2 separate regions of the Homo sapiens genome follow, and region 1 is linked to region 2. Evidence: chromatin loops called from intact Hi-C (ENCODE). Cell type or tissue: IMR-90. All regions are shown on one strand. Links, peaks and the distances in the headings refer to the core of each region. The heading gives the core; the rest is flanking DNA.

The links. Peaks named below come from ENCODE experiments on the same cell type or tissue, not always from the same donor. Only the 100,000 strongest peaks of a DNase experiment are listed, where the experiment ranks them.
Region 1: it touches region 2 in a loop (2.8-fold over the local background); 2 of 110 quality-filtered maps call a loop at or near these places.

The regions. Positions count from the first base shown.
Region 1 is chr16:66,000,459-66,016,136 of GRCh38, reverse strand. No RefSeq gene overlaps it. Among named protein-coding and RNA genes, the nearest start is that of CDH5, 360 kb to the left of the region's middle. In IMR-90, for the core only: no CTCF peak of the experiment used is centred there; DNase peaks (open chromatin) are centred at 8,266 and 12,756; H3K27ac peaks cover 493 bases.
Region 2 is chr16:66,123,559-66,139,236 of GRCh38, reverse strand. It overlaps LOC105371316 (a long non-coding RNA gene), which reads right to left and starts at 4,255. Exons shown (of 3, transcript XR_933684.2): 1 at 4,041-4,255; 2 at 2,955-3,127. In IMR-90, for the core only: no CTCF peak of the experiment used is centred there; DNase peaks (open chromatin) are centred at 5,406, 7,176, 7,876 and 8,536; H3K27ac peaks cover 5,059 bases.

The DNA.
Region 1 (15,678 bases), core at 4,985-12,984, 120 kb after region 2:
GATTCTCCTTTACAGCCTCCAGAAGGAACAAGCCCTACTAATACCTTGATCTTAGCCCAGAGAGAACTGTGTTGGACTTCTGACCTGCAGAACTGTAAGATGATAAATGTATGTTTTAAGTCACTAAATTTGTTATGATTTGTTATGGCAGTTATAGAAAACTAACCCACTAGCTTTGGGTCTAAGTGATGAATAATTCACCTTTCTGAGACTCAGACATTCATTTTATCTATCTTGTGGGATTTTTCCGTGGATAAAAGTGAGAGACCATCTGTAAAACATTTAGCCCAGTGCCCAGCCCATTATAAATGCTCACCTACTGTCAGCTAAAACAATGTATGTTACGGTTTCTCAGAGTGGTCATCCTGGAGCAGGAAATTTGTAAATGTTTGTTGAATGAATGCTGAACAGACTGACCTCTGACCTTGCCTTCCATGACATGGTTGCTGGCTTCTTAGAGATCATCTGCTTCATTGTTTTCCAACTGTGGTACCCAAGGGCATTTGGATGGTACACAGTCAAACATGTTCTATTTGAGCAATTATGCATTTTAAAATGCATTGGGAAGAGATGGCTGGCACATCAAATTCATTATTCACAGATAAAGGACAACAGAGAGAACATATTTTTAAAAAGTGTTATATAAACACTGGTTCCCATGGTGAGGGTGGCAGGTAAGGGACTGAAACCATGATCTAGGCAGCTCTCTTGTTCTACAGATGAGGAGATTGAGGCCAAGGGAAGGAAGATGAGGGATGGGCCACACCCATTCCATGTGTGCCTGAGAGGTTGCATCTCTCAACTCTCTGGCTAGTGTTCTTCCTCAGATCCTGAGCTATTTTGAGTTAGGACCAGCCTTTTGGATTCCTTAGAAACCAATGCCTAATCTTCAGGCATGGAAAACTTTTCAGCTGAATCTCCTTCCTGTTATAGAATGAAGAGGCATCATTGTAAAAGAGGCTCAGCTGATCCCAGTTTTACTTACCTGGTCTCCAACAAAGGACTAGGAAATATGCACACAGGACCTCCGTATCCATCTGAACTCTTTTTGATTGTCAAAAACTAAAATATAACCACTACTGGCTTAGACAGAGAGGTATTTATTGGCTCGTGGATTGCAAGGGAGAATTTATTGAAGAACTAAGCCCCAGAAAGAGAGGAGACCCAGCTGGACTTTGGGCACTGACCACACCACGGATCTCAGATACTGCCATCCCTCTCTGCTCCTGTGTCATCTCCACTTTCTCCTGAGAATGGCTGCCCACTGCTCCTGGCTTTCATGTCAGTCTCACGTCTTCTGCTGCTAGATATCAGAGAGGGTCTGGCTCTGATTTTCGGTTCCAATGTGAAAAATCCCAGAGAAGGATTCTGATTGATCAGGCTTGGATTGAATGTCAAACCCTGGACCAATCAACTGTGTTTAGTGGGGGGCTGGGCAGGGCCAAAGCCGAGGAAGAACATGGCTGCTGTATTAGTCTGTTATCAGGCTGCTAATAAAGACATACCTGAGACTTGGTAATTTATAAAGGAAAGAAGTTTAATGGGCTCACAGTTCCACATGGCTGGGGGTGTCTCACAATCAGGGAGGAAGATGAAGGAAGAGCAAAGGGACTTCTTACATGATGGTGGGCAAGAGAGAGCTTGTGCAGGGGAACTCCCATTTATAAAACCACCAGATCTCCTGAGACTTATTCACTTCCATGAGAACAGCACGGGAAAGACCCACCCTGATGACTCAATTACCTCCCACCAGGTCCCTCCCATGACACATGGGAATTATGGGAGCTGCACTTCAAGATGGGGCTTGGGTAGGGTCACAGCCAAACCATATCAGCTGCCTTCTCTCAAGCCACAGGATGCTGTTCTGCAGAGAAGGTGGTGGTGGGGCCTGGTGATCAGACCGAACCAGAGACCACCTCTGGGTAAGCTTGTGGAATTGCAAAGCTTGTTTGCACAGCTCAGACCTGTGCTTCTCTATTTACTAGCCATTTTACCTTGAAAACAATTCCAACTCCTCTAAGCTTCGGCTCCTCCGTCTGTAAAGGTGGTAATAGAAATACTTATTTTGTAAGATGTTAGGAGGATTGTGGGCAATAACAGGTGAAAATATCTAGTGCAGAAGAAGGGATCAAGAAATCTGTGCTTCTGTCTTTCCCTAGTGGCCAATTTTTCTCCTGGATTTTTGCTTAAGAAGCAGATTTCTCAGCTCATGATTGAAATCCTTCTCTTATTATTTCTTCCTGTTGATTGGAAAGAAGCAAAACTAGTTCCCTGCTATAATTACTTATAAGACTGGTTTTAAAACATACTGGGTTAATGATAATTGGAGAACACCTAGGACATCAAAAAATATGTAGGTCATGCTATTAGTGACTGCTGGAGTTCCTGAAATAAACACGATGGAAACTGTCTGGGGAAACCACATTATGCAAAATGCTAAAATGAATGGGGAGGTGATGGTAAAGGGAGGCACTGGCTGCTTCTGAGTGAACTGCCTGGGGAGGGTGGCATCAGATCACGGGGCACAAGAACAGCAGGACTCAGCATGGACCAGGGTGGACTCCTCCCTTCAGAAGGGTCTCAGGACTTCTCTCTTGAAAAATGTCTGGGTGATGGCCTTTGACATTTAACAGACTTCTGAGGACCAGCCCAACTGGGTGATAAGGATATAAAGAAAGGCTTTTCATAGTGGAGGAAACTCATTTCTCCGGGAGACAAGGAGAGCCTGGGAAACCTCTGAGTAACTGAGACGTTCTACCTACTGGGGAGAAACATCAGATTCTGTCCCAAGAGTAGTCTTGAAAAATGCAAAAGGGTAATGAATCTGGGGTGCTAAGAATAGAGAAGAGATCATGAAGGAACAGGGAAAGAAGTGAAGTCCTGAGGAGAAACCTCACCCTTCCACCCACCCATGCACCACCCCTCTGTCAGCCATCCACTCATCCATCCTCTCTTCCGTCCACTTTGCTGAATACATAATTCAGTTCTATTGCCCTAAGGTGGCAATAGGGTTAACTAGTCAGTGCTGGAGCAATGGAAATGAACCAAACAAGGCCTTTCCTACATTACAGACTTCACAACTTTATATTTTGCACACTGCACAGTGCAGAAAGGAAGCTTTTGTTCTGTACATGTAGCAACAAGACAATAAGGAAAAATATTTAAAATACATAGCGCACACCAGAAAACCTGATCCATCAACCCAATTATCCTTGCTTATTCTTTTTTTTTCTTTTTTCCGGAGCTTTGTTCTAGAATTTCTTTGGGGAAATTTGCCGGATTCAGCTTGAATTGGGGTGCATGGGACAATTAGTTTTCCTGAAGTACTGCTTCACTGCTACTTCCTTACCCTTCAAAAAATATTGCATTCTGACCTGCTAGAAAAGACCAAGGCCCAGCCAGCCTGGTTCCAGCTCACCCTTTTTGAGCAGCAATGTGGGTGAGTGGAAAGGATGCTCGCTTGGGAATTCGGAGCCTGGGTTTCTAGTCCTTGTCTTGTCCTGTTAAACAAGTCACTTCCCCACTCTTGGCTGGGCTGTATAATTTCTCAGGTTTGGACATCGCTAACATTCTAAGGCCCTCAGACCCTTCCACTTGGGGTCTCTGTGTGCCTTGGCCTGTGTGTCAATATCTGTGGGGCAACATTATCCACTCTCCTCACTCCAGAAAGGGGGATTTTGCTAGGTGGATATGTCAGTAAATGTTTGGATGAGCCACTTTATGCCAGTTTTTATTTATTTATTTTTTCGTTTAATTTTTTAAGACAGAGTCTCCCTCTGTAGCCCAGGCTGGAGTGCAGTGGTGTGATCTTGGCTCATTGCAACCTCTGCTTCCCGGGTCCTGGTTCAAACAATTCTCCTGCTTCAGCCTGCCAAGTAGCTGGGATTACAGGCATGCAGCACTATGCCCAGCTAATTTTTGTATCTTTAGTAGAGATGCGGTTTCACCACGTTGGCCAGGCTGGTCTTGAACTCCTGACCTCGTGATCCACCCGCCTTGGTTTCTCAAAGTTCTGAGATTACAAGTGTGAGCCACCGCACCCAACCTATGCCACTTCTTTAAAAAATTTTCTTTGTTGCCAACATAAAATACCAACAATGCCCAGGACTCATCTAAGGATAGAAGGGAAAGCCATGTGGCCCTTTAAAAATGTCTACATGCACCTCTACAGTGTGCCAAGCTCTGCATGTAGCCTGGGGCTCCACGGACAGATGAAGACCTGGTCTTACCCTTGAGGAACTCACATTCTTTCAGGGAGGTTAGGCAATACACAAATGTTGATGCCATGAAAGAGCCACCAGGAAAATGCATCTGAGTGTGGAGGTTGGAGTGGGCAAGGATTCCCAGATAAGGGAGCATTAAACCATGGTCTTGAGGCCTGAGTAGGAACAAGATGGGTATGAGGAGATGGAGAAGAGAGAGCTCAGCATGAGAAGATGTGAGGGTGTGCAGCTGAGTGGCGGGTTTCAACTGTAGGTAAGGAGGTGCAGCTGGCATTCGGGGTTCACATGAGTAACAGTCAAGAAGGAAATTCATCCTCCAACAACAGTCAATGCCTTCCTTCAGAAGAGTTGCTCAGAGTGTGCATTCTTCCTGACGGTCTGATATCTCCATGGGAGATGCTCTTCCTGGCTGCATCTAGTCAGCCATCTACCAAACCCCCACAATAGGAGATTCATCCATATGACATCACACATGTACCCCCTGAACCTAAAATAAAATTTGGGAGAAAAAAAAGAAGCAAACTCTTAAGGGCCTTGAATATTAAGCTAACGAGCTTCAGGTTCAGGTTCATCTGAAACACAAAGATTTTGAAAGGTTTTAAGGGAGGGAATGAGATGGTGTCTTAGTCTGGGTTTCTCTGAAAGCAGAGACTAAGATGAGGATTTAAGTGCAAGTGGTTTAAGTGGAAGGTGATCCCAGGAAACAGAGGGAGCATGGGAAAGCAATGCAACAGTGTTATTGAGCTAGAAACTACCATGGGCCAGGAAGATCTTAATCTTGATGGAGGTCCTTTAATGAATGATGTGGAGCATGTCTCTGAATTGTCCTACAGAAGAATGGTAACTGGGGACATTGATGCACTGACTTCTCTCCTTCATTGGCAGAAGGGCGCCCGCAGAAGCAGTAATTCCTTGCACATTGGGCTGCATCTACCCATGGATTAGATAGCTTCTGGAACTTCAGAGAAAGCCTAGAGCTAGAAAAGCAGAGAGACATCTCAGTGCATCCTTGTGGTGGGATGCTGGGTATGTGGACAGGACTACCCATCACTCTTGCCTTCAACTTAGGTGGGCTTTGGAGATGTGGGGCATCTGTTCTGCATATGGTCAGATTTAGTTTTTAGAATGTCACTTTGGTCTTAGTAAGGAGTGTTAATTGGAGGGGGCAAGGCCAGTGGTAGGCAGACTGACTTTATGTGAGATATCCTCCGGTAGTTATTTCAAATCTCATAAAAGCTATTTGACTTGAATATTTACTGGTGTCAAGCCTGGTGCATCTACAGGAAAATGTCCAGGGAAGTAGTGAGAATAAGTTTATCTAGGAGGAAGGTGGAGGGTGTGAAGGCAAAGTTAGCCTGGTCTGTGATAAAGGATGTTTTTCTCTCAACTCATTGGGTCTTGAGAATTTTCTCCTTGGCGGTGTTCAACAGCAAGAGAAGTGCAGTCAGACACCAAGAAGGCAATTGGAATTTTGACCATTCCTCTTTTCTAGAACTTCTGGAAGACAGGTAAAAATTTATAGAGTTGGAACAACTCCTAGTTTTAGGGTCAGAACTTCTACCTTATTGCTGTGGCACAATTCAGGCCCACACTTTGTTGGGGGGAAATTAAAGATTAAATCAGAGCTTTCAAATATCCTGTGGGGTATATTACTATAAATGTGGAGCATTCATATCAGATGCCTTTGGTCCAGAGAAAGAAAGGTTACATCTTTTTTTTCTAGTGGAGAAATAACATTTAGACCCTACAGAGCTTTGTCCTTGCGTTTCCAATGTTTACCATGTAATTGAGGTAATTCTTCTCTTTCTTTTACATTTTCTACCTGCTGCTTGGAGGAAATAGCTCTCCATTGCTTTGAAGCCAACTTTCTCTAGACTTTAGGACAAATAAATTCATTCCCATTCTCTGGCCATAAAAATGCTGGGAAACTCAGGAAAGAGCAGGGTCAGCAGAGCAATTACTAAATTTTTACTGGAAGTGCTGGGCCATGGCTGTGGAACTGAACTTTGTAGGAACTGGATAGAGAGTAATCCTATTTCCTATAGCTAGGTGGTAAAAGTGTCTGTAGTTACAGGTGTGTTGTGTGAGCCATTGCTTACATGTCAGTAACACCTGTCTGCACTCAAGCTCTGCCCTTACTATCCGCATCAGAACATCTCACACGTGTGCACATGCAGAGTAGTTACCACTGATGACAGAGAACCATGCCTGACCTTCTTCCCTTTGCCTGAGTTCTGCCTCCAACGAGTTTTAGTCCATTCTTTCTCTGTGCATAGTCATTTAAATCTTTTAATCTGATCTCTCCATGGGAGATGCTCTTCCTGGCTGCATCTAGTTAGCCATCTACCAAACTCCCACAATCCCAACATAATAATTTGTATTGATGGGATAATGCACTCAAGCCCTCCTTTCAATGATATTTTCATGGGATTCTATGCCTCCTAGGCACTCAATGAACATTTGTTGAGTGAGCAAATGAATAGACCAATGAATGGGATGAAGCAAGATTCAAGGCATTGGAAAAGATAGCACTAAAATGTTAACAGTGATTAGGACCAGCTACTTAATTAGCAGAACCCAATGCAAAATAAAAATGCAGGACCTTCATTCAAAAAATTAAGAAATTCAAGATATGACAGCAGAGGCTTAAACCAAGCATAGGAACCTTCTGAGTGCAAAGTTTTTGTGACTGTACAGGTTAGATGTCCACAAAGCTAGTCTTGGTGGTATTATCTTTGAGGACTGGGATTATGGAATAAGTATTTCATATTTCAAAAATTCTGCATCAGGAACATACTTTTAATCAGAAGAAAGCTATTTTTAAAATAAAACCTATATGGCCAGGCACAGTGGCTCATGCCTGTAATCCCATCACTTTGGGAGGCTGAGGTGGGTGGATTGCTTGAGGCCAGGAGTTCAAGACCAGTCTGGCCAACATGGTGAAACCCCATCTCTACTGAAAATACAAAAATTAGCTGGGCATGTTGGCACATGCCTGTGATCCCAGCTACCTGGGAGGCTGAGGCAGGAGAATCACTTGAACCTGGGAGGCAGAGATTGCAGTGAGCTGAGATCATGCCACTGCACTCCAGCCTGGGTGACTGAGTGAGACTCCATCTCAAAAAAATAAAAATAATAAAACCTATAGAATATGAACGGCTGGCTGGGCATGGTGGCTAATATCTGTAATCCCAGTGCTTCAGGAGGCCGAGGCGGGCGGATCACTTGAGGCCAGGAGTTTGAGAGCAGCCTGGCCAAAATGGCAAAATCCTGTCTTGACTAAAAATACAAAAATTAGCCAGGCATGGTGGCGCATGCCTGTAATCCCAGCTACTTGGGAGGCTGAGGCACAAGAATTGCTTGAACCTGGGAGGTAGAGGTTGAAGTGACATGAGATCACGCCACTGCACTCCAGCCTGGGCAACAAAGCAAGACTCTATCTCAAGAAACAAAAGAATACAGCTGCATATGGACTGGATTATGAATTGGGAGATGATCTGGATTCTAATCTTGATTCTCTTTCCACTTCACCCTTGATGAGTCTTGTGTAATCTGTGTTTCTCAATCGCCTCCCCAGTAGCATTATTGGAAGGGCGAGGAAGAGGTCCGAGGCCACCTATGCCCTGTGAGTCTAGGATGCTAAGATAATCACTAAGAAAACTTACCCTAAGAGTTTCTTGGACATAAAGGTTAGAAAACCATGTGAGGGGAAGGTCTGACAAGATTTTCCTCCAAAGTGATTTTGGAAATATTCCTGGCTAGGCTGTTGGGGGCATAACCCTCTCCACAAAAATATCTTCTTGACAGAAGCTGCTGGTCTCCAGGGGGATGGATCTTTGTGTGGCTCTAAGTCAGCAAAGCAGAAGAGGATGAACCAGGCAGCTGCCTGTCATTTTAACCTGACACCTCGGCTCAGGGTAGGGGCTGGTGGGGAGGGGAGCGATCTGCGGCTCACAGTCCCCTGTTTTCTTACAGCAATTGCATGACGACTACAAATATTTGAGCTGATTGTACTCGCTTACATGCAGCAATGAATCATCTTGTGATGAGAGGCCCGAAATATGCTGGGATGAAATTAATGTCAATTGAAACAGAAAATGGATTCTAGCTCCCACCACAATGAGCTTCAGAAGATGGGCCCAGAGCACAGGGAGTCTACTGCTGCTATTCTTAGTGGCCAAAAAAAAAAAAAAAAAAAAAAAAAAAAAAAAATCCTATGCTACTGGTATTATTTTTGCTATTTTTATTTTCTTATAAACCTTCTTTTCAGCTCCTCCTATAGGGGCACCTTCTAATCAGGGACTTTGGTTCAGGCTCCTTCTTGACTTCTCGGGTCTCTGAGGATAAAAAAAAAAAGAAAGAAAGAAGGAAAGAAAAAACTAGCATAGATCTTTCCTCACCTTTAAAGTATAAAGGAGAGGAAAAAAAATGAGGAAGTGTATCCCCCCAAAACAACTGGAGGTTTGCACTTCTAAATGCTGGATGTATCAATGCTTTTAACAACCGAGGTAACATATTTCTTGGTGGAGGGGGGTGTGGTGGTGATACAATTTTGAAGACTTAACCAGTGTTCCTGCCATTTCCTTAGCTCCCCCTTACTCCTTTTCCAGTCATCATTTTGTTACTGGCTTTTGAGTTTTCAAAACGTAGGCCCTGCAGCAACTAGAGACAGATTGGAGAGAATTCATGGTGGATCTGAGCAAAGCTTCCCACCACAGCATCAGAAAAGGATTCCCTAGGCTGAGCAGAGCAGACTTAGAGGGAACACAGTGTGCGCTGAGACGCTGGAGTGTCTCTGGGAAAATCTTGGTCTCATGAGAGCCTTCCCAACCCTGGAGATCCCCAGCAGGGGCACTGATACCTGTTTGCTCCAGGCATTATTCCTGAGTTCTGGGCCCTGCTCCTCATGCCCTCCATGTCTAATGGCTGGCCACACCACTGTCTGAATAGTCCTGTCCATATGCTCCAGCCACCCCACCCATTCGAGCTCCTTGGGCGACCTAAGCCCAGAGTCAGCCCAAAACCTCTGGGCAAGGACTCGAGCTCTGTAGGGCAAACTGACCCAACGGGCCCTAGTACTTATCTTCTCTGAGCTTCGGTTTTCCCAAAAGTGAAATGGGAATAATGTACTCAACAGAGATGGAGACCATGTAAATTATAAAACTGATAAAGCTCTTGGCTCTGCATTCATCACGTGATTGCCAGCTCGTGGTTAGTGGCTTGTTGTCTGAGGCTATAAAAAGCATCGCAGCTGATCTCTCTCGCCTCTGGCCTGAGTGCTGGGCCAGGGGCTCGGCCTCACTCAAGCCTCTCTCAGGCTCCATCCAGTCCCCTGAGGCACCTGTATTTTGCTTGGGACAAAATCCCCTTAAGAAGCGAAGAGATCCAAGGCCAGAAACTTTTGGAGACCATAACAACACTGCATTGGCGATATAAGTTCTGAAGGTGTGAAGACCCACCTCTAAAAGGAGGGCAGACCTCAGCTAGTGCCATGTGGACTGGTTTAGTGTGGTGCTTAGGGGCTCAACTGACTGCGTTTGAGCCTAAATCTGACACACTCAAGAACTGTGTCAAATCACTCAAACTTTCAGTGACTCAGTTTCCTCATTAGTAAACTGATGATAATGATAGAAACTACCTCATAAGTGGTTGTGAGGATTGCATGAGTCAACACACTCAAAGTGCCTAGGAAAATGCTAGGCATCTCAGAAACGCTCAAGAAGGGCTAGCTAGTACTGTTGCTCTTTTAACATCATCTGCCTCCAACCCACCATTTTTTGCCTTGGTTTGGCTTGCCAATGTAATTAGGTTCTCCACGGGGTGCAAAGACCAGGACTTTTCTCTGGCCTTTGAAGAAGAGGGCTTTCTGTAAGGTATCTTGGACCTAGGCCTGCACCTGGAGAGCCACGTGGTGCTGAGGCTGCTTAGGGGAGGAACCCCCAGCCTCCCCTTACCCACTCTGGGCCTTTGACTCCCTCACCCCTTCCTCTGCCTCTGCCACTCCTGCTTCCCCATAACTTGGTTCCCCATGTCTCTCCATGACCTCGTCCTTCACCTTAGAGGGCTCCTTGAGATAGACTTCAGAAGCAGATCCTGATGTGAAGATTCAAATACAAGTGGTTATTTGGAAGATGAGTCTGGGAAATACCAGAAAGTGGGTGGGGAGCGAGAAAGGCAAGGAAAAGTGGGCGAGAGGGAGAAAAGGAAGCCAGTGAAGGATGTTTTATTAAGCAAGTTACCATTCTGGGCAACTGGAGCCTAATCTTTCTTGAGGAACTCAAGACATCAGTGTAGAATATGTGCTCTTGAGATAGCCTACGTAAGGGACAAGAGAGCTTGGGCGATTTATATACCAAATGCAGTTAGTCCTCTTTCAGGGCTGCATTAACTCTTGCTTGTAGAGGCATTAATTCTTTGGCACTTCCCGCTTCCTCTGTATGTTGGCCAAATGTGCTCCTGCAGCCAGAGTTGCAGGTGTTTGCAGACAGCAGCTTTCAGCATATAAAGGTGGGGACCTAGAGGGCATGGGAGGGGGGACATTTAGAGTAATACTAGAATCCCCTCATTGCTGACTCAGAATTTGTCTCTCTCTTCTGCAATTCCAGATATGAGGTGTAGGAGAGGAAATAAAGAAAGAAAGTGAGGAGGGAATAGAGAGCAAGAGAGGAAGGGATGGAAGAGAGGAGAGAAAGAGGGAGACAGAATAAATAAGAATGGGTATATGAATCTGGGAGACCCATGTCATCTCTGTTCCATCCTTGGTCTGATCAGCTATGGCCAGGAAGGAGGGATCCTATGTTCCATGAAGGCCTATGGGAGGGGAAAGTCCATTTTGAGTGGTCAATCTTTTATATAATTTCCTGTGGGTTAGGGTGATGGAAGTCGGTTTGTTCTGACAGCTTGAGGAGAAGAGAGGTGAAACCCGATAGTCTCAGCCTTGCTCCTACTTTTTCCTGGCATCTGCATCACAAGCTACACTGAATTTCATTCTGCTCAACAGCCAAGGCGATGAAAAGTCACATAAAGCTGGATGAATCCCTGGGACAGTGGCCAGCTCAGAACAGTTATTTTACCTTAAAACAAGCCTCATCTTGGCTGTGTCATCATCATGAGAGCAGTCACACATGGCTGTGCTGTTTTCACTCTCATTAGCAAAGAAATTGAAGAGGAAATAACAGCTTCAACCCCCTGACATTTTTCTTGCTCCAGGGTAAATCTCTGCTAGGAATGGTAGAATATCTTGGTCCAACCATACTGGAAAAAAAAAAATGAATCAGGATTTAATACTCTGGAGGCAGAATCACTTGGAAGGATACTTGGAAAGGGTTCTTCTAGAATAGTGCTATTCAAATTTAAACTTGAGTGACATGGCCATCTTGCTTAGATGCAGATTCTAATTCAGTAGGTCTCAGATCGAACCAGGGAGTCTGAATTTTCTATTAAGTTCCAAGATGGTGCTGGTGATGCCCATCAAAGGACTTTGAGTGGTACAGGTCTTTAGACTTAACTGGATTCCAGTCCCAGGCCCTTAGACTTAGACTTAATTGGATTACCTTTAGACTTAGACATAACTAGATTCAATTCCCAGCTCTGCTGCTTCCTGGCTGTGGGAAGTTGGGCAAGTTACCTAACTTTTCTGAACTCCAGTTCTTAGATATTGAGACTGTAGAACAGAACTCAAGATTGTTGTGCAGATGTGATGGGGGAATACCTGCCAATGCACAGTGATCTACACTAATTATGGAGTGGTTGGGATCTTTTCATCCCACCCTTGTCCTGCTCTTGGAGCATTCCCTGGGCTCCCAACTAATTTCTGATTCTGTCCCTGGTCCCATACCTGCATGTCCACTCACTTGTTGAGTTTACAAGCACGTCTGAGCTTGAGTTGCAAGAGCTTCTTGTCCCCAGGTTGTTAGCCCAAGCAACAACTTTTTTCTTCCTGTCAATCCCCTCATTTTCTGAGCAATGAGCAGTTCCCTCTCTGTGTCTTGGTTTCCATATCTGTACAATGCTGAGTCTAGTTCAAGCCAGCTTTTCTAGGACAGTTTTCTCCCTAGAGGGGCTCAGCTATAACAGTCCCAACATTTTTTTTCCTTCCTGAACTCCTTTCATTAATCTTCCCTATTCATTATCACTGACCATTTGCTGCATATCCTACCCTACTTCCAGGCCCTATAGATGTAGGGCTGAAATATTCACATAAAATAGTGTCTCCTGGAATTGTGCAGTACACAGCTTGTACAACTGCACATTGGAACCTTGCATAGCCACACACTGGAGCCTGCATAGACCTATGCTTTGGACAACAGTACCCAATCTCTAGGTTCCAAACTCTTCCAATCCTATATTGACTCCTAGATTTTAAAACCCCAGTTTGAACCAGCCTTCTGGCTTTTCTTCAAGGGAATTGGAGCTCCGGAGTGAAGCAGGAGGAGGCTGGGCTAGCACTCAGAGAAGTAAGGCATGAGTTGAATGTGCATGAAGCCAGATGACAAAACCAGCACTCAGTACTGTAAGCCTTTCTTGGGCCCTGCACCTCAGGCTTAATGACATGACTCAATGTTTAGTAAATATTAGGATTTAGTGCTCTTCAGAAAGCTGCTTGCTCAGCCTAGAAATAGCGTCTTGAGTCCATTCATTTTGGACACTACATAACAAGCTCCAGTTGTTTAATAAGTGTTAGTCTCTGTGGCATCCATAGCAAGAAGGCAGATCCCAATTAGGCCTCCATCAGTTTCAGCACCTAACGCCAGTTCCCTGTGATGGACTTCAGTAGCTTTGTTTCAGTGTCGTTCATGTTTTGATGTTTGCGTGTCAGCACTCACATTTTAGTGCCAATGTTCTTGCCAGCAAGGAATCTGTGAGATCATCCATTTCATTTCATGCTAGAGATAAATTAAGCATATTAATATAAAACCCAGAAACATATGACAGTTCTCCCATCAAAGGAATATCATGTGGACACATGGGTAAGGGAAAGAAGAGTTGCAGTCTGTGAATCGAAGACTGAAGCACACGCATGCCATGGCTCCCACTGTACAGAATTGGAGCTGAAAATATGCGGCAAGTATGCCAGGGTGTTCTGAGCCTGGCTCGTACCAGCTCATGAAGGCCAATCATGTGCATTTCTTCACAGCTCTTCCTTGTTATGCTGTGTTAGTGGCTTGGAACTGGCCGTGGTGAGAGCATTGTCACCATAGAAATTGGCCAATGTCACAAATCAGGGCTTTTCTTCTTTTTAGAGAGTAGTTGTTAAATATTTACCACTGCAAATGGGTCACGATTTTCCCCTTCGCATCCACAGCAGACCTCATTAATGGATTCCAGCATATTTTCCCCACTTTTGATCACATATGAGGCTCAGGATCCTTTTCAGTACAATGAGTTGGTGTTAGCTCATGGAATAAAACTCGTTCAATAAAATTGGCTGAACTTGGTCCAATGTGTCCCACATAAGACCTCCAAATGGTACAGAAGAGTAGACCTCAAACTTTTAAATTTTATAAACCTTTAAAATGTTAAATATTTTTGGAGCACATTAGAATAACCAACTTTTTCCTTAGCTAAGTAAGGGCATAAAGCGAGGGGCCATAAAACAAGAAGAAATACCTTCCACCTTCTATTAGGAAGGACATTTTAACCACAACCCACTAGATATCAAGTATATAATCTCGGAATAAAGGAAACTCCATTAAAGTTAATGAATACCTCTTCATTTTCCTCATGTGCTGCATTTCAATGTAAAGCTTCTCTTGGAGCAGCTGCAAGTCTGTGTAGGAGTGTTTGGAGACAGCATGATTTTAGGGTTCTGGGGATATTGCTGCGAAGCTATCCATACTCCTTACTGGTAGGGCTGCAGAGATGATTGACATTAGATGAAGCATGCAAAAATATTTTCCCGCTAGCGTAAAGAGCTTGACAAAATTTGACAATCTTGCCATTTTGCAGCCACTTTTTCTTCAATGTTGCCAATTTCTCTCTAGCTAGACTAGCAAAATTAGAGTACTGTTCCATATTAGTAATGAAAAACAAATTTTGTAAAACTAAATCCTAATATTTTTACGGTTTGCTTAGCAGGACTTGGATCAGTGAGACGGGAATGTTTATATTATTGGACTATTTATAATATTAAGAATGAATTCACTGAATTACAAGAAAGGCAATGACTCATTCATTCATTCACCTGTTTATTTATTCAAAGAACATTTTTACAGCCCATGACCAGTCCTTCACTGCAACAACTTTCCCTCCTCTCACTTTTCCTCCTGTCGGGCTCCTGCCATGTGGCAGCACAGGATATCAAACTAAAAAACAAATCTGCCCAGGTCACGCCTCTGCTTAAAGTCCCCAGTAGCTCCACCTTGTTCCTTGTTCTCAAGGGGATGCTAACCTCCCCTTGTGACATACAAGCCCCATCATGACTTAGTCATCACCTACCCCTCTAGTCCGAATCCTCCCTATTTCCAGCATGCACTCTCTCCTGCAGATATAACCAGGTTATTTTTCCTCTCCTCTTTGTCTTGCTCATCTTTTTTCCTTAGCAAGGCTGCTCACTCCACTAGAATTACCCACAGCTTAGATGGGTTCGCTCCTATTCTCCTTTTAACGTTCAAATCAGGGATGGCATTCTTTTGAAAGTCCTCTGAGCTCCCCCTAATAGCACACATCTCACTATCCCTTAATTGTCCATTTGCATGTCACTCCCACTTGTCTGAGAGCTCCTTGAGGAGGCATCATTGAATAACCTCACCTGTGTTATGGTAGCTGCTTAGACATTTGTTGAATGAGTGGGTGTACACTAAGAAGAGAAAGAGGACATTGCAGGAAAAGGGAATAGTCACAGTAAAGATGAGCTGGTTCAGAGGAGAATGTCATATTGTGAGAAGAGGGAAACAGCCAGTGTGTCTCAGAGGAAGGGCACATGTGGCTGGATCTGGACAGGTAAGGCTGGACAGGTGGCCTGGAGTCAGTTCCTGAAGGACCTGGAATGCCATGTCTAGGAGATTTGGCTTAATCCTGTGTATCAGAGAGGCTTTAGAGGAAAGGGGTGAGAAGACAGGTGTGCTTGTTATTCTGGAAACTGGCACAGAACATAGAATAATGGGATAGGATAACTGGAATCAGATTAACCAGTGACTCTGCTGTTGCCGTGGTCCAGGCAGTGGATGATGATGATCTAAAGCAAGGAATTGGCAACAGAGGTGGAAGGTGGGGGGGCATTTAACCTAGTCTGTGCCTAGAGTGCAGGTATATTCCTGGAAGCGGCATCAAGACATTATGAACAGATGTTCCTTTGCAGGATGTGGCAGAGGAGGCAATCAGGTGTGCTGCACTAGGGAAGCCTGAGATATAAACTGGTAGCACACTGAAAAATCATCCAAGGAGTCTGACTGTGCAGGTTAACATGTAGCTAATTTTACTGGGAACCAACAGCCGTGTTTATGTGGCGTGCATT
Region 2 (15,678 bases), core at 4,833-12,832:
TCAAAAAAAAAAAAAAAAAAAAAAAAGGAAAATGCAGGATGCAAAAGTATGCATACATCATGACCCTAATTATGCACATACATTTATTTATTCCCTATTTGTCTCATAAGAAGTATTGAAGACAACATGGATGAACACACCTGCATACGCACCCCGTATGCCTAAACAAGTCTTTGAAAATGTGAATGGTTATTCCTGGGTTGTAGGATTGTGGGTATTTTCAGTTTTTTACTTTATTTTTTTTTTCCAGTATTTTACAAGTTTAAAAAAAATGTCTCTATAACAAAGTGGGAGCCCCCAGAAGATCCGAAAGCAGTTGTTGGAATGCCTTAGGGACTCAGTGATGATTAGTTCCCTCTCTGCCTGCTTTCTCCCCATCTGCTTACCCCTACCAAATGAGCAGATCATGCAGGTCATTCTAGACAATGGGAAGTCAGTGCTCTCAGAGGGTCTCATGCCCTCTAGGGGTCCTGGGGCCAAGAAGCCGCTAGGGGTGCAGACCACCTGACCACTGATCATTCTTCTTTTGACGCAAACAAACAAGCACCTTCCCCAGGTTGAGCCAGGATCCCACCAGGTGTGAACCTAAGGAAGTGCTTGTCTGTCACTCTGGAAACTGGCTCAGGAAATCCCAGGTCTCTGAGAATGACTTCCAAACTCAAAATGCCTTGTTAAACACAGTTGCTCTGAATTCATCAGCTCAAGCCAAGCCTTGTCATAATCTCCAGAATCACAATGACTGAAACAGGGGGTGCTGATACCTCCGGTGTGCACATCAGGTTTACTTATACTTTTATAAAGAGGTTATTTGCAAAAGTGCAGTTAATCCCATCATGCTTTATAATTTAAATGTCACTACAAATGATGGCTGACATGCAACTGATTAACAGCAGCCTTTAGTGCCAAATTAATCAGCATCTAATCCAGAGGATGTATTAAGATGGAATAAGATTTTAAAAAAACATTCCTCCTTCCCAGCCCTCTCTGCTGTTATTTCAATAGAATGCCCAACTTTCCTATGCAGTTTGGGAGTTTGACTAAAAGGTATGTTTGAGTACTTTTCTTACATAGAAAGGACGCACAAATGATAAATTGTCAAAACAGAAGTGTGATTATCCCCTTTGGGGGAACTGAATTCCCTCCTCTTCCTTTGATGTGGCTGGGACGACCTGTCAATCATTCTGCCCAAAGATGCCTGATGGGGGAGATGGGTGAAGCCACATCCATCTATCTCCCAACATTCTAGAAAGATAAGCCATGTGTTGACAGTCCCAGGAGTTCCGGTCCTTCTGAAGGTATAATACATTTTTGATTTTACCTTTGATTCTGTGAGTGACCCTGTGTCCTTGCAATAAACTCTTTTTTTTTAAAGAGTTAGCCAGTGCTTGTTTTTATTGTTTGACAAAAAGAGTCTTGATATAAATGTGTTGAGGGAAAAGGATTCTAAAGTATTGAAAAGTTCTTTAAACAAACAAAAGATTAAAGAGTTAAAAGAGCTCTCCTCCCCAGGATTTCTACTAAAAATAAACAATATTTTCAAGGAAAACATGCTGAAAGAGTGGAGGATTTTCTCATGGGTCAGCTGCCATCTAGGTGTAAGTGAATTTTTCTGCCTTCCTTATCAAAGAGTCTTAATGATATTCTTCGGTACTTCCTGATTCTTAAACAAGGCCCTGGGGCTGGAGAACAGGCATCAGCCCTAAGTGTACATTTTAATTTCCTTCCTGAAGTTTTATCTTTGTTTTCCAGCATCTTTTGCCGTTCCTAACTCTGGGACCTTGGGATGTTACCTATTCCTGCAGGTGAGATCTCCTTCCTTACAGCCCAGGAGTGTAGGAGCCAGGGTGAAGTTCCAAGGGTAACTCTTACCTTCTAGTCTGGGAGAGACAAGATGAGACTGCTGACCTCCGTGGGCCTGATTGCCAGGCAACCCTCCGGCAAGGTCACCTTTCCTACCACCTCCGGCTATTCATATCTAAAAACCTTGTTCTCTTCCTTTTAAATGCATTTCCAAAGGTTATAGTACATGAAACAGAAGACTTAGCTCTCTGAGAGCTCAATTTTGACTTTGTAAAATTGAAAGCAATGGCTCCTATGTGGGAAAAAAAATGTCTCTTGAAACAAAATGAATAATTACATCATGCGTTCGTGATTATTACCAACATGTGTCAAAAGTGGAACTCACATGTCTTTACCATAATCCCCCATATTCAGTCTCCCACCTGCCGGAAGCTCAGTATTCTCAAAGAGGCAGCTTTCCCACTGGAAAGATGTGACTTCTGGGTCTTGAAGGCATAAATCTGTACCCAGAGGTGCTATGTATCCACGATGGTGGTTTTTAAACTTTATGTTTTTCTTTTTCTTTTTTTCTTTTTTTTTTTAAAGCAGCAGAACCTTAAATGATATATTATGCAAACACAGACCCTATTTACAGCTGGGGCAGAGTAAACAATGATTTCCAACAAGTGAAGTTTAGCTGACCTAGATATTTGCATATCTTTAAATAATATTCCGATTCTTTATTACTTTCACTGTGGAAGGTGAAATGTTGATGTTGTGCTTCTCTGCCTTGATTGATCTCTCTCTTTTTTTGTTTTTTTTTTGAGATGGAATCTTGCTCTGTCACCAGGCCTGAGTGCAGTGGTGCGATCTTGGCTCACTGCAACCTCCGACTTCCTGGTTCAAGCGATTCTCCTGCTTCAGCCTCCTGAGTAGCTGGGATAACAGGCATGCGCCACCAGGCCCGATGATTTTTGTATTTTTAGTAGAGACGGGGTTTCACCATGTTGGCCAGGATGGTCTCGATCTGTTGACCTCGTTATCCACCTGCCTCGGCCTCCCAAAGTGCTGGGATTACAGGCTTGAGCCACCACACCCGCCCTGATCTCTTGATTTCATAGGTCAAGGTAGAGTGGTTACCTGTGACTCAGATAAGCACTCTATTCAAAGCCTACCTGCTGGGATCACAAGAGACCATGACCCAGTCATCCTCATCTTCCTCTTTTTGACATAACCAAGTTTCACAGAAGTTCCTGGTCAAGTAATAATGATGCCCAAGTTGGATCGAGTGCTTGCTGGGTGCCAGACACAGCTGCATTTGCCATCTTATGCAGTGCTTACAACAGTCCTAGAAAGGAGGAATTATTTTACTATGGACATTTTACTGATAAGCAAACTGAGGTTCAGAGAGGTTGACTAACTCACACAAGATCACACAGCAAGTAAGGGGCACCCTGCGATCTGTACCCTGGTGGAGAACTTTAGAGCCACACTGGTAAGCACCACCACCTGGAGCTCCGCAAACCCTAACTGGGTGCAGCAATAGCAAGTCCTCTTTCCCCTTTCCGCTTCCTTCCCTTGCGGTTCATCTCTGTTCTTCCCTTCTCTCCTTCTCCCTTGCTTGGAGACAGCCTGATCAATTTCTTCATCTTACTAGGAGCCCCAGGGGCTGCTGACACCCACTGTCTCTTTTGCTTAAATGGAAACATCACCAGGGCCAGGTCCTGGCATGCACTCTGGGAAAGATAAGGTGGAAAGTTTACACACCAGAGCTTCCAAGGAATGTGCAGAGAAAGCGATTTGTGATGTGTGATTTGAAACACCAAACTCCTTCTGGGCTCAGAGCTATGTCCTACCTCTGGGAGCTGCTGGATCCGTCTCTGCCCTCATGGCTGGGTCATGCGTGCCTATTTTAGGAGGAACTCTCCTTTTAAGGGGAGTCCAGCTGGCGGATGTTCCTCTCCAGCTTCCTGCAGTCCCAGACACTGGGCTTCTGCCAATGTCAGCCTGAGGTGGAAGCCATGCAGGCAAATAGTTTGCCCAGGTCCTGATGCTTCCAAAATCCTGTTGGTCCACCAAATTCCTTCTTCCCATTGTGCCCCAAGGTTGCTTCCGCCCACTGCATCCCAATGTTTCCCCTCTTCCACTGTACCCCATGGCTGCTATCATAGGCCTCCCATCTCCATCTAAATGTAGCCTGGTCAGATGGAAAAGGGGAGGCCCTGACAGCAGGAAACCTGCTCCCACATCCCTTCCTTTACCTCCAGTTCCGACACAGCACAGGGCAGGGCTGGACCCAAGCTTAGGTTCAGCAGCAGGCTCAGGGGTGGCGCACTGGGGCTCTAGCAAGACCAGGTCTGGAGATGAGCCTGGGGGCAGCGAGCATACTGGTAGCGTCTGTAGCTTAGGCAGGGAGGTCACATGACAGGAACCAGGCAGCCCTGTGGACCTGGGCAGGCAGGAGAAGAGAACATGAATTTTTAGAATATAGGATGTGGGAGGCAGTCAGAGGTTTCCAACCAGCACTTCGTTTCATTTGTCATGACAGAATGGACCCTAGAATCTTTAATGTCCCTAGAATGACCTTAGAATGTCTCCTGATTCCAGTGGCTTTTACCTCTTAACCCTTTCCTTGCTCACTCAAAGTGAATTTCCCCATCCCTCTTCTCAGATGACATGTGGCTTATTCCAGCCATCCCAGCACAGTCCATCCTGTCTCCATAGTGAAGACTTAGGCATATTTCCTGTGCACTCCCTTTCTCCAGCTCAACTCACCATGGGTCATCAAGCTCTTTAATGGCGGGGGGGCTGGATCCCAGGCTTTTGGGAGCTGTACCCAGCAGTCTGGAGATCCTGGTGGGTATGGGTACCTGCGGAGAGTCAGCAGCATCACCAGATGGCAGAGAGCCTAGTGCCAGTGGCCAGAGGGCAGGAACAGGGTCAATGACTGGAGCTGCACAGCGGAAGCAGGTATCGGAGGGATGCACATGGAAAGCCTCACTGTTGGTCAGAACTCTCCGGCAGCAAGTGGCAGAAACCCGCCTTCATCTGGGTTAAGAGATAGAGGGGATTTGTTGGAAAGCACTGGGGTAGCCACAGATGGGAGGAAAGAGTTGCTTTCCATATATCCCTCATTGCTCCTGGGCCCCCTTCTCTCATCCCCTAGAAGCACTTGTCTGGAAGGGCCCTGGAAGTGATGCCTCCTAACACACCATGCACTGGGCATCTCACTCACTTCATCTTGTCCCAGCCCTGGCAGAAAGCCCCAGCCACACACCCCTAGTCCTCCAGCTCCAGCTGGAAACATCTCAGGGAAGGACCCTGTTGGCTTGAGTCACATGCACAGCTTGCGTCTCAGTTTGCCTCAGACTTAAGTGGCTGGTGGAAGTGAGAGATCTCTAAAGATTCACCCAATCCCATTGTTCTAAGGTAATAAATCCTATAATTGCTGTATCCTCAGAACCCAGCACGGGGCACTGCATACGGTAGATCTGCTTAACCATGTACCAAATGCATCCGCCTCTTCCCCAACATCCATTACTACTGGAACCCACCAAGAACTGAATTCCATGGTACTTCTCAGGATTCTTGAGGTCTGGACTAAGCCCTGGATTGGGAAAGACGTGTTTATGATGCAGACCAGTTGGGGAGATTTTTCTTGAAGGAGCAGCAGCTTGGGAATAGCTGACCTGGTGAGAGCATTCCTCTTCATCTTGGCTCTGTCTGCTGTAGTTGGGGGTGAGTAGGGGTTTCAGCAGTAGAGGAATGGGAGCCCAGAGAGACGGTGATGAATGAGAAGGAGACAAACAGCTCTAGCCTGTGTGCTCCTGTCTTGTTGAGGCTGAGGGCCTGCAGGGACATTCTGAGTGAAGAACATGCCAGGCCCACCTGTGGACTCCAGTCGCTGGTGATGAAGGTAGCCAGATGTGGGTGTCGGTTAAAGGTGAGGGCTTGGGGGAGGTGGGAGAACAACCCACCGTCATCTCAGCCCCATTTCCCCTTTAGGAGGCTGAGAAGGGCTAATTAGAAATTTTGCCATCAGAGAGAGCAATGAGGTTTCCTACAATAGAGTCACAGTGTGAGCACCTGAGGTTGAATGTCCTTGGACCAGCTGAGCCTCAGTCTTACCCTCTGTAAGATGGACATGATGGCACAATCTACCTGATAAGGGTATCCCTGAATAGTAAGTGCACAAACATTAAGCTTAATTTCAGTCATTCTGTCATTTTTGATTGAGGCATTGCTTTGTGAAAAGTTCTATCATAAATTCACAATTTCAAAACTGAGCGTGTGGAGCTCTGGACTCTTGGAGTGACTGCCAAGGCCAAGGTTGGGGGCGTAAAATGAGGGCATCAGCGTGAGTCTGAGCTCTGTCTTCTGATTTCAGCCAGGCCAGCTCCACTCACACAGGTTTTCTGGGTTGGGGCTCCCTGTCAGATTTCATGTGCTGCTCTAAAGCCTATCCACAACTGACAGCAAAGTAGAAGGAACATGGGATCTGCATCAGCCTGTTCAGGTTCTTGCCCAGCAGCTCCACTGTATATGGTTGTGTGGAGGATCAGGATGCCGATGTCCCAGGATCTGAGATGAGTGCTCCTCTAAGTGAGCCCAGTGACACCCATAGAAACTGTGGGAGGTGGGGTGGGCGCCTCCTGCCATCTGGATGCAGTAGCTAGAGCTCAGCTAGGGTGGGTAACTTATTTAGGGTCCCATGGGTAGTAAGTGTGGGGAATTGAGATTCAAGTCTGGAAAATTCTCAGTTCCCGGGACATATGCTACTGAGCAGCCTCTCACCTGACCTCAAGCCTGGTGTGGCTTTTTCTTTAGTTGACAAAGAGGCACTGAATCTCTGTTAATTTGGGGAAGGCACTGCATCTCTTTGTTAATTTCCCTGCTCTGGCTCTTCTCTATCCTGCCTTCCACTCCATTCCTCCTCCTTCAACTTCACCTCCCATTTTCATCCGTTCTCTGCTCAGTTTTCTTTCTGCTTCATCCATGACCTCCTGGAGGCTCCTGGCTTATTATCTTGGAATGACCGAGGACAAAGAGGTCTGCTTCATAAAATTCGAGGGTCCCTGTTAGCACTGAACTTGACATTTGCACCCTATCTGTATCTGATGGGTTCTCTTCCCTCTGTGCCCTACTGTTCCACAGCTAAGCAAACCTCCCCAGGTCCAAAATTCAACTCTGTGTCCCATTTAGTGAATAAGACGATGCTTCTTTGGTGACCCATCCACACCAGGGTGGGTCCTGGTATTAATAATAAAAGATGTCCCAGGTTCCATTGAATCCATTAATGTTTCTAACTTAGCTGACTCATTGTGTAGAATATGCATGACTAATCCATCAAAAAAGAGAATTCTCACATTGCAAATTTTTGTATGTTTATAAGAAAGTTAGATTTTCTTGTGCTTTTCTCCCCACAGCACCTGTCATTCTGGATAAGGATAGCATGTTCATAAAAGGGAAATGAGTGGAGAAGGAGGGAAGGAGTTGTGAGCAAAGCATTTAAAGCGTTGCCAGAATATAAGCAACAGTGCTTCATGTCGTGAAAAACTGAGAAAAGGAGTCTTTATGTACAGGAAGAACTCAGCAGCTGACCTCAAGAAGAAAGGAAAACATCCTCTCTTCACTTTTCTCTGGGATGCCTGTGCCCAGGGTCTTGAGTTTCCGACTGGGGCATAATGGATTTTTGGTGGCCTGTGACTTTATTATGGGTCTTTTCCCAAAGTGTTTTGAAATGGTATGAAAGAGTGTATTCAGTTAGAAACCTTGAGTTCTACTCCCAGGCTACTTAGAGGTTGTTTTGCAAACTTGAACAAGTCAAGTAAACCTGACTTCAACTCTACGCAATGGATTATGCAATGGTTGAAGTTCTAAGCTTGGAAGTTTCCAATGAGAACAAATAGGGGTGGTGAGAGCTGCCCTGCCCCTTTCAGGGACATTAAGAGGGTCACCAGGCAGGTGAATGTGACAGTGCCCTAAAGTTATGAAGAAATCTGTGCAAAACTGTATGTTGTTATAGTTCTTCTTGGGGCTGATGCACCGTGACCCCTTCAACAGTTGATGAATCATGGGATAATTGTTGATGAGTCATGGGATAGGTGCTGCTTCAAGGGATGTGGATGTAGGTTGGACAGAGGCCGACCCCAACTCTCTACTCATTTGCACTGTGCATGGCAAATTTGTTCTGGGAGTTTCTGCTTTGCTCCTGTCTTAAGCCATCAGACCACGTGTTCAGTAGTCCAGCCCTGGCCACAGCCTCTCTGCCTGGCTGGGCCCAGGCTACTTCTAAACTCTCTGTTTTTTTTATTTTATTTTATTTTTATTTTTTTTTATTTCAGATTTTATCCAACATGGATGTCTTGATCCAAGAGAAAAAAAGGGATCCCTTCAAAGTCCTTTCCCCAGTTTCCTGCTTAGTCCCACTCCTAGAGCCCTAGGGGGTTCTGTAGCTCCTCTATATTTTCAGGGAACTGAGCTGAAGCCAATACGAGATTTTAAAAGATACCCTATCCTTAAGCAAAGTGAGTGATGGTGCTCAGCATCCATGCCAACGGTCAAATTTTGGCTGTTTTATTCACATATCTATGTAATTTGTAGTTTTTTGGGGGGTGGGGTGGAGGTGGCTGGACCAACAACAAACAGCTAATCTAAATGAGACATTCCTGGAAAATGAGGCACATAAAGCTTTCTCTTTTCATATCCAAAATGGAATAAACAATTCCACCAGCGACCACAGGAATGCTGCTGGGGCACGAGGGCTTCAGCCTTCCTGATGGTCAGGCACTGACTTTAAGCTTAGACTCTAGAATTTGTTAATGAGAGGCCCTCCTGGACAGGAAGGAAGGAGGCTTGCTTGGGGTCTGATCTGTAAAGCACACTGGTGGAAGCTGTTTACATGCAGCTACACAAGAGGCTTCTTCCTGAGTACCAGGCCACCCTCAGTAAGGCACTGAGTGAGCACCAGGCATCACCAGGAATGAGGTCTCTGCCCCAGTCCTGGCCAAATGGAATAAGCAAACAGACTGAGGGTGTGTCAGTGGCTTTCCTGAGTTCCCGCACCTGGTAAATGATGGAGTTTAGACTTGAAAATTCTGCCTCCTGTCTCCAGGTCCAGGGATCTCTCTGGGACGTCAGAGAAGTCAGTTAATCTCTGCCACTCCTTCCTACCTGGATGTTCAATGAAAAGCCTGTTGGGCTTTCTGAGGACTAGAAGGGGGACACTGCCGAGAATTCAGTGAGGCCAGCCCACACCCCCACCCCTTCTAGGAGATTACCTTTAGATCCTCCAGCCCCAGTCTGCAGCCTCCTGGGCTGATGCTTTCTTTCTCTATTTACAGACACTAATCATTTCCCATGCAATTGAACAACTTAATAAGCTGCGAAAATTTGATAAGACAATTTAATTGTCGGCTTTTACATATCTGCTCAATATAGTTGGGTTTCTAGGGAAGGTGAGTGGGGAATGTGAGCAGAGGCACTTAATTAAAGAACTAAAACAGTGGGGCTAGATTAGAGAGAACTCTGGCAGACACCAACCCTGGACCTACGTCTCTTCTCTCCCCCTTTCACATGGGCCCTTTCTTTGAAATTTTATAAGCTCCATCCTCTGGGTAGTAGCAAAATAGAGATGCAGGCCCAGGCACTTGATGTGCAGTGTGGGGAGCTGACTTTGCATGGGGCGGCTCCCAACTGTTATCGGGGAGCTTTTTCTCGGGCCCAAAGTGGTTGGGTTTTAAGGGGAAGACCTAATTCTGCGTGTATGGTCGTAGCTCAAAGGGATAGTTCAAAATGGCCTCCTCATTGATGGGGAAGGATGGGGGCTGATTATAAAAAATTATAATCATTTTTTTGGTCTTTTCCTCTATCTTTTTGGGGAATTTTATGGCCATTTGGGCAATGCTGCATCATGGAGTATTGATGCCAATTTTAAATCACACATCCTCATTTTATCTAATTGAATTCTCATGCTAACTCTGAAAGGAATAGGAATCATTATTCCTATTTCACAGGTGCAGATCCTGAGACTCAGAGAGGTTAAGAAACTCGCCCAACGCCACACAGCTAGATAAACACCTCAGGATTTAAATAGATTGCAGGGGACACCAACAAGGCTCTGCTCAGATCCCCTCAGATCCCTCTGGCCCATCTGTGCATGCAGTAACATCTGCTTCACCGTTGACTGCTTGAACCTGTGGATCCACTTCACCTAAGAGCACAGAGAGCTGAAAGGGCCTGGAATCCTGTTGCCTCCCGGGCAGCCTGCAGCCAATGAGTAACTGGTGCTGGAAAACAGAAGGCTGCTCCCTTGCTGGAGGTAGGACAAACACTGAGGTGTAATCTATGCTCCAGGGTCCCCCAGGGGATCAGGCTGAGGTTGGGACTTTGCCTAAAATCCCACCCTTGCTTGGTTTCTTCCCTTTCCCTGTTTTTCCTTCTTCTCTCACTCTCTCATTTCTGTTCCTTCTTCCTTAAATAAATCTCCTGCACACAAATTCTCATCTCAAGGTGTGCCTCTGGGCAGCCTGATGTGAGATACAGATGTGTGTTTGACCTCAGCCTGCCCTTTCTGGAGTCCTGCAGCCTCGCCCCTTGTTTTGTGGGGTTATCAGATCTCGCTACGTAGACTCGGGGTACGGAATACATCCAGCTTGGAATTTCTGGGTGCTCGCAAGTTCTCAGTAGAACGCTCTTGGAATGAATTACTTAGCCTCTTTAGGCTGCAGTTTCATCACCTATAAGACAGAAATAGTAATTGTATTGCTCTTAAAGGACTTTTACTTTGTGGAAAGCCAATGAGTCTGCATATGTAGAACACAGCAGCGAGCACATAGTAAGTGGTCGATAAATCTTCATGATTATGATTATCAGTATTCAAGTATTTGCCATCTCGTCAGACCTTGGCTTGTAGTTGGGAGTCAGAAATGAGGTCACTGTGCTGTGAGTTCTTGTTGGGCAGGAATCTGCCATGTGTTCCGTGCACTTTAAGCACTTATTAAAACATTTCGGATAGAAACATTTTCACAAAGGCTGCTCATTACTGTAGCCAGCATTTGCCTACGAATGTCAGGAAAACCATTTTATGATGTTGCTGTAATGTGTCGTGTTCACTGTCGCATTCTCTCTTTCGGTCTCCCTTTCACTGGTGAGACACGTTTGCCAAGCATTTCACAAATGCAGTGGGGGGAAAAGGGAAGAGAGGAAGAGATGGGAAAAGGATAGTGAAGGGAGGAGCAGGAGCAGGCAGCTCGGCGGCATTCCCCAGGCACCGCATTAAGGGCCTGATTAACTTAAAATATTTCCCAGCTTCTGAGGCACTTGATTAAAGTCAATTGGGGGGAAAGAAGATAAGCTCTTACAAGGGCTAATTTGAGGCTTAGAAAACTTGAATATGTCTAAATCTCAAATTGTCGGGTGTGTAGCGCTGGTGATTGTCGGGTCTGTGGGGAGAGCGTTTTAACATGCTGGCGGTGCATCCGCGGTACCACCTGTCCCAGCTCCCTGGTCCCCACCCTTCCTCCAGGCAACTGCCTTGCGTCCCCTCCCATCTTCCCTTTTCTTCCGCTTGTGAGGGCTTAGACGATTTTGCCTTTTGAAGGCACGGAAATAGATGGCTTTACATTCAGAACACAGCCTCTGCCTCCTTCTTCCTCCCCCAGATGCCTGGAAAAATCAAAATCGGGGTTTAGCAATGCAGTCCCGTGGCACTCTCTTGATGTGTTAATGGGTCGTGCTTGCTGCACTGCCGTCCCAGCCGCCAGGGACACTGTGATATGGGCAGAGTTCGCCCTTCCCCATCAGTGCAGGTGGCAAGGAGCCAGGCAGGGAGCAATTGTTTTCCTGTCATGAACCACACTGGGCTAACTTTTGATCTTTGACAGGGAATTTCCTGCAAAGATGCAGAGAGAGCAGGGCTGTAGTCCAGGCCGATCTGCTCAGCACAGTGAGGAATCAGGTCTGGGAGGCGTGTTTTGTTGCCACTGGATGCTGTATTAGTTTTCTATTGCTGTATAACTAATCACCACAAATTTAATGGCTTAAAGCAACGCCCATTTATTCGTATACAGTTTTGTAGGTCAGAAGTCCAGCATGGTATGGCTGAATTCTCTGCTCAGGGTATCATAAGACTGATATTAAGGTACAGGCTGGATTGAGTCCTCTACTGGGAGCTCTGGGGAGACATCTATTTCCAAGCTCACTCAAAGTATTGACAGAATTGGCTTCTTATGGGTGAAGGACTGGAGTCTGTTTCCTTGCTGGAGGTCAATCAGGAGCCTCTGTGAGCAACGTAAGGCCACTCACATTCCTTTTCCTGGGGTCGCCCGCATCTTCAAACCAACAAAGACATAGCAAATCCCCTTGTGCCTCAAATCTTTCTGATTCCTCTTCTGCCACCAGCTGGAGAAAATTCTGCTTTTAAATGGCTCATCTGATTGGGTCAGGCCCACCCAGATAACCGCTGCTTTTTAAGGTCTGTTGATTTGGGACTTTACATCTACAAAATCCCTTTACCGCAGTACCTCGATTAGCATTGGAGTAACTAGGGGACCAGAATGTTGGGAGTGGGGGGAGATTCTGCCCATCATGTGTGGCCTAAGACTGTGCCCTGGTTATGGCCAGAGGACCCCAGATAGCCTTGAACCATCTCTGCCATCTCTGTGAAGTCCCTTAGGGAGGGAGAGGGCACCCAGGGAACCATGGCAAATGGGAACAAAGCTATCAGCTTCTTATTCTCAGCAGGGTCTTAGAGGTAATACAGAGAAGTGACATAGTTTGAGCTCATGGGCTAAGGAAACTCTCCCTCTCCCAAGCTGCTTAGTAGCCATTATTCCTTCTTTCTGTCTTCCCCAGCTTCCTAAGACCAAGCAGGAGCTGTCAACAGCACCCACAGAGAAAAATTGCAGCCACTTCTTGCAAAACTTAATACTGAAAGACATTAGCATTTTATATTTACTTTATTTATTTACTAAAACAAGTAATTGGTGACTTCTAATTCCAGGTGGCACCTGGCAAGCAATTCTTAATACCTTCCAAGGCCCTTCAGATATAATTTTTTTTTTTTTTTTTTTTTTGAGATGGAGTCTTGCTCCGTTGCCCAAGCTGGAGTGCAGTGGCAAGATCTTGGCTCACTGCAACCTCCGCCTCCTGGGTTCAAGCGATTCTCCTGCCTCAGCCTCCCAAGTAGCTGGGACTACAGGCAAGTGCCATCACGCCCGGCTAATTTTTGTATTTTAGTAGAGACAGGGTCTCACCATATTGGCCAGGCTGGTCTTGAACTCCTGCCCTAGTGATCTGCCTACTTTGGCCTCCCAAAGTGCTGGGATTACAGGTGTGGGCCACCGTTCCTGGCCCAGATATACTTTTAAAGTAACAGAAAGGAGCAGAACAGGATATCATTGCCGGAAAACAAGACTGGTAGCTCATGATCCAGGTATCTAGGGCAGTTTCTACACGAAGCAGAATGGAGATTGCTGTTAAATGCCAAAGCGTGTTCTGCCACTCCAGTCTGAATGAATGTATTAGCCAAAAGGGAAGAAGACAGGTCGAGGGGTTCTCCCTCTCTCCGGGCTTCTTGGGCCAGAGGGCTAGTGTCCTGTCTAACCTAAGAACTGAACATCCATCCCAATAGACAGTGGTCCTGCCTTTGAGGCCCTCAGAGCACATTTTATATCTTCCCTCTCCTAGCCACCATCTCAGGACATCCTCTGGCTGCTGTCTGGAGCCCGATGAAAGGACCATTCTGGCCAGAGTGGTTCATGAGCTCAGTGCAGTGGGCAGCAGAGGCACCAGTCAAGCCCTGGAGCAGTGGATTTTGGGAACTGTAGTTTCCAATGAGCGCCTTTGTTTCAAGGAAGCAGGCAGTCAAGGCATAAGATCTCTTTCCCAGCTCTTCCATTTCAGCATAGTTAGTGCGCTTGGTGTGGAATTAATTCTCATATGAACACACCAGCCAACATGTATGAGATTCTTGCTGTTTATTTGAGACCTCTTTCTATTCTGGATTCAGAATTAGAACATTTTGATTAGCACCACACTCTAACCAATTGAGCTAACCGGCCGCTGTGTGAATTAGAACATATTGAAAAACGGAACTCTTACCTTCAGGAAATTGAAATACAACATGACACTAGTAATTACAATGGTTTAGCACAGGAGTAAGACTCAACCGACAGGTGAATAGAATAGAATAGAATAGAATAGAATAGAATAGAATAGAATAGAATAGAATAGAATAGATAGTTCTGTGTGAACTAGAAGTTGGTATAGACTAAAACACCTTCAGAATGAGAACAATAAGGGCATATAGTTCAACAAATCATATCGTGAAAATTGATTATTTGGAAGAAAAATCAATCTAGATAGATCCTCACCTTTTAAAAAAATCCCCAAAATATTAAAAAATTTAACCTTCCCTCATTCAATATACTCTATACAATTAAAAGGCAAACAGCAAACTAGGTGAACATCATACGCATTTGGCAGAAAAAGGGTTAAAACCTTTGCTATACAAAAGGGCCTTCCACTCCAGGAGAAAAACTAGTAAAAGATGTCAACTACAGGTGAAGTCAAAAGGAACTATCTTTACAAGATAGCTTTACATTTTTCTTTTAGAAGAAAAATTCAAAGGCGTTCATTGTAATAACACTTACAAGAACCAAACATTACCCCAAATCCTTGACATGTATAATAATTAAATAGTGGTTAAATAAATTATCAAAAATTTGTGTGGTATAATATTGGGTAACTATTATAATTTTGCTTTAGAAAATACTTACTATCACAGGATCAAATATGAAATTTCGGCCAGGTGCGGTGGCTCACACCTGTAATCCCAACACTTTGGGAGACCAAGGTGGTTGGGTTAACTGAGGTCAGGAGTTTGAGACCAGCCTGGCCAACATGGGGAAACCCCATCTCTACTAAAAATACAAAAATTAGCTGGATGTGGTGGTGGGTGCCTGTAATCCCAGCTACTTGGGAGGCTGAGGCAGGAGAATTGCTTGAACCCAGGAGGCAGAGGTTGCAGTGAGCCGAGATTGTGGCACTGCACTACAGCCTGGGCGACAAGAGTGAGACTTTGTCTCAAAAAAAAAAAAAAAAAAAAAAAAAAATTCATTTTTAAACAGTGTGAAATGAAATATGCTATATAATAACCCATACAAGTGCCTGCATGTACAAGAATAAAAGAGACTCCTTGAACCCATTAACCAATTGTTCTCTCTGCATGATACAATTATATAGGATTCTTAGTTGCTTCTGTATTTTCTTTTTCCTTTTGCGTTTCTGTTTTCCAAATTTCCACAAGTTTTTACAAGCAAGTTATATGAGTTATTTTAATAAACCAATAGCTGTTGAATTAATGTATAAAAAGCAAAAATCCACTATGGGAACAAGTAAAAATAGGTGGTGTATATTATTACTAGAATATTATAATATTGTTAAAAACACAATATCTCTTTAATTTATTAACACATTTTAGTTAAAACATGAAGAGGATTTCACTTTTGAAATTTGGCAGAAGGATTAGGAAATAACCTGGGAAAAAACAAATGTGTAAAATTAGGATAATTCTGTAAAAAATAATAATAAAGGAAGGGTGGTGGTTGGAGATGTTAAAATATATCATGAAGATACAATAATCAAAACGTTTGGTTTCAGGTAACAAATGAACAGAATGGAGCCCCTAAATATACTAAATATCCAAGGGAAATTTAGGACAGTTAGTTGACCCTTGAACAACAGGGATTTGAACTGCAGGAATTAACTTACTTGTGAGTTTTCTTCCGCCTCTGCCACCCCTGAGAGAACAAGACCAACCCCTCCCCTTCCTCCCTCTCAACCTCCTCAACTGAATACAATGAGGATGAAGATCTTTATGATGATCCACTTCCACTT